Linked DNA regions of Homo sapiens: region 2 is linked to region 1. The links are chromatin contacts, found by Hi-C or POLR2A ChIA-PET in ENCODE. All regions are on one chromosome and are shown on one strand. Each heading gives the region's core, a stretch centred on a gene start or an enhancer-like site at or near the end of the contact. The rest is flanking DNA. Distances are from core to core; before and after follow the strand shown.

What was found. Hi-C counts contacts between places; a loop is a spot of excess contacts on that map. ChIA-PET counts read pairs that join two places held with the same protein, here RNA polymerase II (POLR2A). Pooled maps may share reads with other maps.
Region 2: a loop to region 1 is called in a map of aorta, with 5 times the contacts of the local background. The contact joins two enhancer-like sites. A Hi-C loop is called at or near these places in 2 of 168 maps with a recorded cell type or tissue (aorta and ascending aorta) and 1 of 50 pooled maps. POLR2A ChIA-PET finds 5 or more read pairs at or near these places in 2 of 52 experiments (BJ and naive thymus-derived CD4-positive, alpha-beta T cell).

What each region holds. Positions count from the first base shown.
Region 1 is chr3:8,590,566-8,594,909 of GRCh38, reverse strand. The region is part of intron 4 of LOC107986009 (a long non-coding RNA gene); the gene reads left to right. Among named protein-coding and RNA genes, the nearest start is that of LINC00312, 21 kb to the right of the region's middle. Within about 2 kb of position 1,717, at least 6 of the 41 ENCODE cell types and tissues checked have a DNase peak (open chromatin) inside an H3K27ac peak, as active enhancers do; they include ascending aorta, where a contact is called at or near this core.
Region 2 is chr3:8,552,989-8,557,332 of GRCh38, reverse strand. The region is part of intron 4 of LMCD1 (LIM and cysteine rich domains 1); the gene reads right to left. Among named protein-coding and RNA genes, the nearest start is that of LINC00312, 17 kb to the left of the region's middle. Within about 2 kb of position 2,137, at least 11 of the 41 ENCODE cell types and tissues checked have a DNase peak (open chromatin) inside an H3K27ac peak, as active enhancers do; they include ascending aorta, where a contact is called at or near this core.

The DNA.
Region 1 (4,344 bases), core at 468-2,967:
ACAAGAGAGATTGAGAGCCAAGCAAAAGGGAAGGCCCTTATAAAACCATCAAATCTCACGAGACTTATTCACTACCACGAGAACAGTATGGGGGAAACAAGCCCCATGATTCAATTATCTCCCACCCGGTCCCTCCCACAACAAGTGGGAATTATAGGTGCTACAATTCAAGATGAGATTTGGATGGGGACACAGCCAAACCATATTACTCCGGGTGCCGGGTGCAGAGACGACTGAGACACTGGCTTGTCCTCCATGTCACAGACCAGCGGGAGAGACACATGGCAATCACTAGCCTCCATGCCTGTGGTAAGGGGCAGGCTGGAGGGGCACACAGGGTGCTGTGGGAGCATGGAGTTGCTGGGTTGTCCCAAGACCTGCTGCTCTGCCCCATGGCCTTCAAAAACCATTGAGCTATCCCTGGAATGACCACACTTTGGTATCCAAATGTCAACTTCCCAGACTGACTTTTATACCTGAAGGAGAATAACGTTCGTCTGTTGGACCCTGGGCTTGCTCTTTGGTTTAGAAAATGTGTTCCCCTGAAGAGATGACTTTAAAGTCAGTCCAGCTCATTTTGGGATTCAAGGTGTGTGGAATTTGGAGATGATGCCTGATGGGCACCAAGTGACCATAGGTCAGTGTGATAGGTAGATTTAACCAGGCCATCTGAGGGCTGGGAGCTCTCAGTACCATCTGGAGAGACCCTAGACTCTAACATCAGATAGTCTGGGGTTTGCACAGTGGTCCTTCCTGTCACTGGCTGTGTGGCCTTGAGCTTCTTAGCCTCTCGGGGCCTTAGTTTTTCTCATCTGTGAAATAGGAGTAGTATTTTGCAGAATCACTGTGAGGATTAACGGACTGAACGCAGTACCCAGTACACAGTAGACTGTTGCATTTGTTACTTCACTGCCCTGCCTCTAACAGTACTATGAGCTCTTTTGAAAAAGCTGTGACTCTTTTAAAAAGGAAAAAATGCTGGAGAATGTGAATAATTTAGGTTCCATATGGTGCTTGAATTATGCTTTCAAAATGATTCCCAATTTGTGTTTCTCAAGCAGGTGACATTTTGTAAGTTTGCTTTTCTTTGCTGTTAGGTTTTGTTAGGAAGTCTTTGTAGAGAGGAAAATGCAGCTGCATTTCAAAAGTAAAAGCCTCCAGGCCTTGCCTTTGGGACAGCTGGGGCCCATAGACCAGAGGCCCAGCAGTGTTTCCTGACAAGCAGCGACAGGTGGGCCGAGGCCTGCCTTGCTCTGTGCAGTGAGTTGTGGCATGAAGCAGGGAGCTCCCGGGGTACCGAGCTGGAAGTGCTTTTGAGTGGCTAGCACCAGAGGAGGGAACAGTGCCATGCAGCAACACACAGGATGGACACGTGGCTTTGCCACTCACCTCTGGGCTACTGGCCGGGGTTCAGGCTGGAGGAGGCTCAGGGTGGGGAATATTCCTTCTGCGCCTCTGACCTTCACCTCCCATTCCCCATTTTCAATGCCAAGACCTGAGTTCCGTGTTCTCCATCCCAGCCACTGTCCCCCCTTCTCCTCTGGCAGGACTCAGGCCAGCCTTAGATGCCAGCTCACCACAGGTCAACCTGATCCTTGTCTGATGATCATTTCTCTCCTGGATTGGTCTCCTTTACTCCCCTTCCTCCTGAATCCCAACTTTGTGCCATTTCACTAGGATTTCCCAACTGTGAATTCCTGCGATATGGCCAGCTCATGCCATTCCACACCAAGTTAAGTCAGCAGATTTTATACTATTTATAGAATGACATGGAAATTCAGACCTGGCACCATGTCTGCTGGCCTGGTGGCCACAGTAGAATCTCTTTTCTCTTTCTTCTTTATTCCCTAAAGTCTTAAAGATAACTATTTTCACAAGCAATATATGCAAATATATTCTCACTGGAAAGAATTTGAAAAATAGAGAAATATGGCTGGGTGCAGTGGCTCATGCCTGTAATGCCAGCACCTTGGGAGGCTGAGCTAGGAGGATTGCTTGAGCTCGGGAGTTTGAGATCAGCCTGGGCAACATGGGGAGACCCCATCTCAACAAAAAATACAAAAATTAGCTGGGTGTGGTGGTGTGCACCTGTGGTCCCAGCTACTTGGGAGACTGAGGTGGGAGAATTGCTTGGGACCAGGAAGTCAAGGTTGCAGTGAGCTGTGATCACACCACTGCACTCCGGCCTGGGTGACAGGTGAGTCCCTGTCTTTAAATAAATAAATAAATAAATAAATAAAGGAAGAATACGTAGAGTAAATTATTTAAGTTCCATTTCAATCAATTCTGAATGTTAACTGTTTTATTCCAGTCTTTTTTCTCTGTATTTGTATACACTTTGTATTGTTTGTGTAAATACAAGTGCAGCTGTATATGTGTGCATCCAGTAAAGAGTTTAACCTTGCCTACAAGAAGGTCTGGTTTTGCCCTCAACTCCTAGGAGGTGATCTTTGTTTGTCTAGGGCCCCAAGCTTGCCAGATAGTAACGTGATTTCAGGTGGGGCTGACCACACCAGCAAGACCAACAGTGTGATTGAGGGTGGGGGCTTTGGATCATGCAGTATCAGTTGACTCGGAGACTAGATCAACCATGTGGGCAATCAATCCACCAATCAATCAATTACACCTATGTAATGAAACCTCAATAAATACTGTGAATACCAAGGCTCAGACAACCTTCCCTGTTAAGCAGTGCTCTGTGTATATTGTCACATATGGGTACCAGGAGACTAACATGTCCATGACTCCCTGGGAAGAGGACAATGACAGCCCTGCCTTTGGCACTTCTCCTACACTCTGTTCTATCAGCTTATTCTCTTGGCTGATTTTAATCTGTATTCTTTCACTGTAATATAAACTGAACTGCAAGTATAATCGCTTTTAGTGAGTTTTTTTAAGAAAATTATTGAAGCTGAGGGTTTTGGGAATCCCTCTGAGTATACAATTGGCGTGAGAAATGAAGATGGTCTTGGGGACAGTGCTCTCTAACTTTATGGTTGCCTAAACTAATTGCAGTGTGTGGTTTTACCTATGTATACATGTGCGTATTTAAATTACCTAATAGTGAATTCCATTCATGGTCCTGGGATTTGAATTTCATCTTTCATACGGTTGGAGACCTTCTTTATGCCTGTTGTGCCTCAGTTTCCTCACAAAATGGGGTTAGTAACAGGAGCTTCAACTATAGGATTGTTATGAGGAGTAAAGGAACAAATGTTTGTAAAGCTGTTAGGTTGGTGCCTGTTAGCACTTAGGGTTACAAAACAGATGATAATGATTTTCATACCAGACCATGGAAATCTACCTTGTTGCTTTTAATAACTGAATGGATATCATTTCTATTAGTTACCTCTGGGTTTCCCACAAAGAAAGTAGTAATTAGGGAACTAAAATGTGTTGTTGGAAAGTGACTCTTGTTGCACTACAAGGTTGAGTAAATTAGTCAGCTAGTCTAGAACAAAGTATTTATCTAGCACCAATTATTTATCTAGAAAACACTAAGTTGGCCCACACTATGTGCAGAGGCCCAGTGCTGAAAACTGTAAGGCTATAAAAACAGGTATATTGAGATAAGCAAAAAGGGAAGGGAATGAACATCCTTTGAGGATCTAGTAAGTGGCCAGTGCTATTCATTTGTTATTTTATTTAATCGTCACACCAACACTGGAGAAAAATAGTATGAGCTCATTTTCAAGAAGACAAAAAAAGAGTATCAGTTTAAGAAACTTGCTTAAGTTGACAAGGCCACGATATGTTGAAGGTAGAATTTAAGCCTAGATATTTCAAAACGTGTTCATTTTGAACAGCATTTCACTGCTGGGCGAGACACAGATCTTGCCTTAAAAGAACTCGTTGTCCCTTTGGAGGAGGGATGATAGGGGCGGGAAAGATGAGACACGATGCAATTAAAGAAAAGTTCAAACTCTGATAAGCACTTCTCCATTTGCAAAGTTTGTCACTCAATGGGCCACTGGAATTTTCAGAACGACTCAGATATAAGCAAACATTATAGTTTGCAGGTGAGAAAACTGAGGCTCAAAGAAGCTAAGCATCCAGCCCAGGGTCAGTATCTAATAAGGGGCAGGGCTGGTAGTTGAGTCTGCATTGCCGCATGAGTGGGTGTAATAATACTGTGAGTGACTTTCTCTATGAAGAGGGGAGTCCCAGGAAAGGAGAGACCTGGAGTTCTTGCCTCGCTCCTGACACCTTCCCACTGAACCCTGGAAGGTTGTTTGCAGATTCTTTAACTTTCAGCTCTTTCTCTTGTGACCTAGCTGCTGAAATCATTGAGACACTGCAAACGTATTCCTTTGGTCTTTTGATAATAGTGCATTCCAAAATTGA
Region 2 (4,344 bases), core at 888-3,387, 38 kb after region 1:
TATAAACAGCATCTCTCCATTTCCTCTTATGGTGACTATTTACCATCTTTGCTTTGCAGCCTCATGTATCCCAGAGGTTTTTATGTGTGTGTTTCTTTCTTCTGTAGTCTAACATCATTTCTGGCATCTTTAGCTCTCTTGAGTTCTGTTTCCCCACACTGTATAGTCTTCCCAAGGCTCCCTATGGTGCAGAATGGGCAGGGTGGGTAGGCAACGGTTTGGGTCATGTGCTTTGGAACATGGTTCATGCCATGGCTTCATCACTGGTGAAGCTCTTGGAAAAATCATCCAACCCTCTGAACCTCAGTTTTCTCATCTGTAGCACATCGTGGCAGGCCCTGGCTCATACGAAATGCCTTAGCCTGGTGTTGGTGGTCACTACTGTTAACTGACCCCTTCACCTTACATTTCTTCTTGGGGCAGATTATCCATTATGGGGCTCTCTGCCAAGCAAGGCAAAATATTAAACATTTCTAACTGAATCTCCCTCCCTGGTTATGTGATGAAGTGAGGGAGATGGAAAGGCTTCATAAATGCTACACGTGTAAGAGAACATCAGTGTGGGTTGTTCTCAAATCCAGCTCTGACAAGCATGGGCCCAAGGACTGGCTCCTTGCAAAAGGATGCTGCTTGGTCCACAGCTGAGCAGGGACGGAGTCTCAGATGTGTTCATTCCAATTGCAACGGCTTTGCCCGGGGCTTAGAACTGCGTGGGTGCTCCAGAGATGGGAACACCTGTTAATTAGAGTCTGTGTCAGGTTTGGAGTGAGGCAGGTCTGGATCCTAGTTCTGGATTAACTACTCACCATCTAGGTGACTAGACAATTTCCTCAGCTTTGTTTTTTGAAATTTTTGTTTTTGTCTGTAATCCACAGTAGCAAATACATTACACGTCCTGATCCAACACACACACACATACACACACACACTCCTGAAAAAAAAAAGCTTCCTGGAAAAATATTTACTACTCCTGAAACACTCTTCCCTTTTCAGTTAAAAAAAATTCTGGTTGTAGTCCACTAAATTGATGTATTACCCACTGACGGATTGTGACCTGAAGTTTGAAAACACTGTTTAACTTTGCTAAGAGTGTCTTTTAATTCCCTTGTTTGTAAAAAGGAGGATGATATACTTTGTAGGATAATTCTTAGGATTAAGTAAAATAACATGCAAAATATCTGGCACAGTGCCTGGCATAACCTAGGTAGTCAATGAATGGGAGATGACAGCATCATCATCATCGTCATCATTTAGCTCATATTAGCAAAACAAAATTGAGTAAAACCAAAGAGATTAATAAAAAGCTAAAACTATTCTTTATGATTCTTCCAGTTCAGGGGTCAGCAAACTGCATCCATCTGTGGGCCAAATCTAGCCCACCGCCTGTTTATGTAAATACAGTTTGATTGGAACACAGCCAGGGTCATCTGTTTAGATATTGCCTATGGCGGCTTTAGTGCTTCAAGAGCTGTGTTAATTAGTCGTGACAGAGACCATGTGGCCTGAAAAACCTTCAATATTCACTATATGCCCTGTACAGAAAAAGTTTACCAATCCCTGTTTTAATCAATGGAATAATATGCAGCCCACTCAAAAAAAAAAAAAAAAAAAAAAAAGCTCGTTGAAGGCCATGTGGCAACATGGAAAAGTATTTATAGTATAGTATAAAAAGTGGGAGAAAGGGAAGTTTCTTTGGAACAAAAAAAAAGATCTCCCTGAAAGTCACTAAAGTATCTCCACTGCAAAGCAAGAGGCAGGCAGATGCCGAGAAGCTGGTAACCATAGTGATTTTGCGGCTGCCCCCAGGCTCCTGCCCATGGTGCCTGAGCCAGGGGTGGCGGGACTGTGGGGAGCAGGGATTCCTCTGGGTGAATGACCCCAGGCTTGTCTCTGGGCCTCTTACCCTCCTGTCCTCCAGCTCAGATGGGGCTCACTAAGTGGGGAGGAGTGGCAGTTTCAAATTCCCAAGTGGGGCTGGCAGGAAAGCCAGCCAGCCTGCCTGCCGAGCCCACAAGCCAAACATCTGCTTAGACAAAGACTTGGAAGTCCCTTGCCCACAAATATGTCCTTCTATTGGGGCTGGAGTTGGGCTGAGCCGCCAGCTGCTGTAAGTTTCCATCTGAAAAGCAGACCTTTGGCGGGGGGGAGGGAGGGGACGGAGGCCTCCCGTCCCCCTCTCAGCATTCTTGTGGGGAAATGGGGCAGAGGGGTCAGACTGTGCTCCCAGGATCCTGGAGGATGATTTCGGACCATATTCACGCGTTTTTATGACTGTGGGGAACATCTTCACTTCTCTCAATGGGCTGTCCTCCTCTTAAGTTTGCTCTTTTGGGGCAGTCACTTGGCCTGAGGAAGGAGTGGTTGGGGAAGGGGCAAGACGGGGAGGCGCCCGGCAGGAATGGTAAATGCTAAAGAGTAGAGATCACATTAAAGGCTATGCTCTGGCTTTCTTTCCCCTTTCTTCAGTTACAAGTTCGGGGTGTGGAGAAAGGCGGAAATTCCTGGGCAAAATGACCATACCCGGGAAATCTGTGTATTTAATTTCTGAGAAAATATTCAGCGAGCTCTCTAAACGCAAGGCAATGGCTTGGTGGAGCTGCTAAGAGTCAGAACATGAAGATCATTGCCCACCCAGCTCAGGGGCCCATCAGTTCCATCCAGGTGGGGAGCGCAGGGCTTGGAGAGTGCGCGAGGGGCTCCCACCAGCCTGGTGTGAATGGGTCCAGGTTGCTGGAGTCGGCAGCTCCCTGGCCACGGAGATCTCTGATACTCAAAAGGCCCACAAGAACCCACAGTGGGTGGAACTGGGGGTGGACATGGGAATCCTTTCATTGTTCTCAGTACGCAGATAAGAGGCTCCCAAATGCTCAGTGGGCTGAGCTGCAAGCTACCCCATACACGGCTGCCCACCCTGGAGAACCTAAACACTCACATATATATCCCCTGGCATGGTCGGACCCACCCTGCCGAGGCCCCACCCCAACACGGCTTCAGACTTCACTCTGCCGGTGAAGCAGAAGGACTGGGGATTGAACCGAAGCCCCGCTCTCATCAGCACGTGGGGTAACCTCACTGCGCCCCAGGGTCCTCATCTGCGAAATGGGTATCACAACCCCAACCTCTCTCACTGGTTGTTACCAAGAGTTAAAGAGGTTTATTACTTGGGAGGTTGAGGCGGGAGGATGGTTTGAACCCGGGAGTTTGTGGCTGCAGTGAGCTATGATCCTGCCACGGCACTCCAGCCTGGGTGAGAGAGTGAGAGCCGTGTATCTAAAAAAATAAAAATAAAGAGATTGAGACCTTACACAGTGCCTGCTGCAGCCTCACAGTTTCCCCTTTCTTCCCTTGATTCTCAACTTGTCTTCTTTCCTACCCTCCATCCCCGCACAATGGGACATGTGAGGAAAAGAGGGAGACTAAATATTTTTGAATTGTATTGGCCTCACTGATGGAAAAGGGCTCGCTTCTTCAGGGGTGACAGTGGGTGCAGTAGCATCTGGCACTGGGATTTTTCAGGCTTGGTATTGCCCCATGAAGAGGGCAACTCTGACAACTTGGTGGCCGGAGGACCTTCCCATGATATCCTGCCTCTCCTAACCTCAGTGTAATAATAACACTTTCAGAGGACTGCCCTGAGGTAGGCATGGACAGCCACAGCTTTTGGTTCATTTCTGAAGTGGACCGAGGTGCCAAGGCTAATTTTAGGTGGCCCCGTCTCGTCAGTAGGGCCCGTCTGCTGGCCTGGGGTTGGGAAGCTGGGGGTGGGGTCAGATTCTGCTCACTGTGTTCAGATCTGTGTAACTGACAGCCCCGGCCATGCAGGTGGGCTGGGCTCAGACAGCAGTGTGTCCTGCAACCTGGCCACCACTGTTATCTGGGCTCACTCAGAACATGGCCCCTTAGTAGGAATTCCATACAGGCATTTTTGCAATAACGCTTCTCTGGTGTGGACATTTTTTTCCAATGAGGATGGTTAGGTGGGGGGCTGGGTGGGAGAACTTGGCAGGCTGACCCTGCCATTGCTCCAATAGGCCACCTCCCAAGGACTCAGAGGAAGGACGTCCCCCAGCAGGTGGACAAGGTGGGAGGGAGCCGAGGGAGCTCACAGCTGGTGTGTGTGTCGGGGGGTGGGTGTAGGGGAAAGTGGGGCCCTGGCCTCAGATTGCAGAGACTTAGTGTCATCAGGGATGGGGGCCGTCAAGGTAGGTTACAGAGCATAGTGTGGTAGATTCTGCACCTGTGCTTCCAGAGCTCTCCAGGAACAGGGAGGGTTATGCAGTATTCTCAAAGGTGGGCTCGCTTGGGGTAATCCACCCCCTATCCCACATAAATAAATACATACAT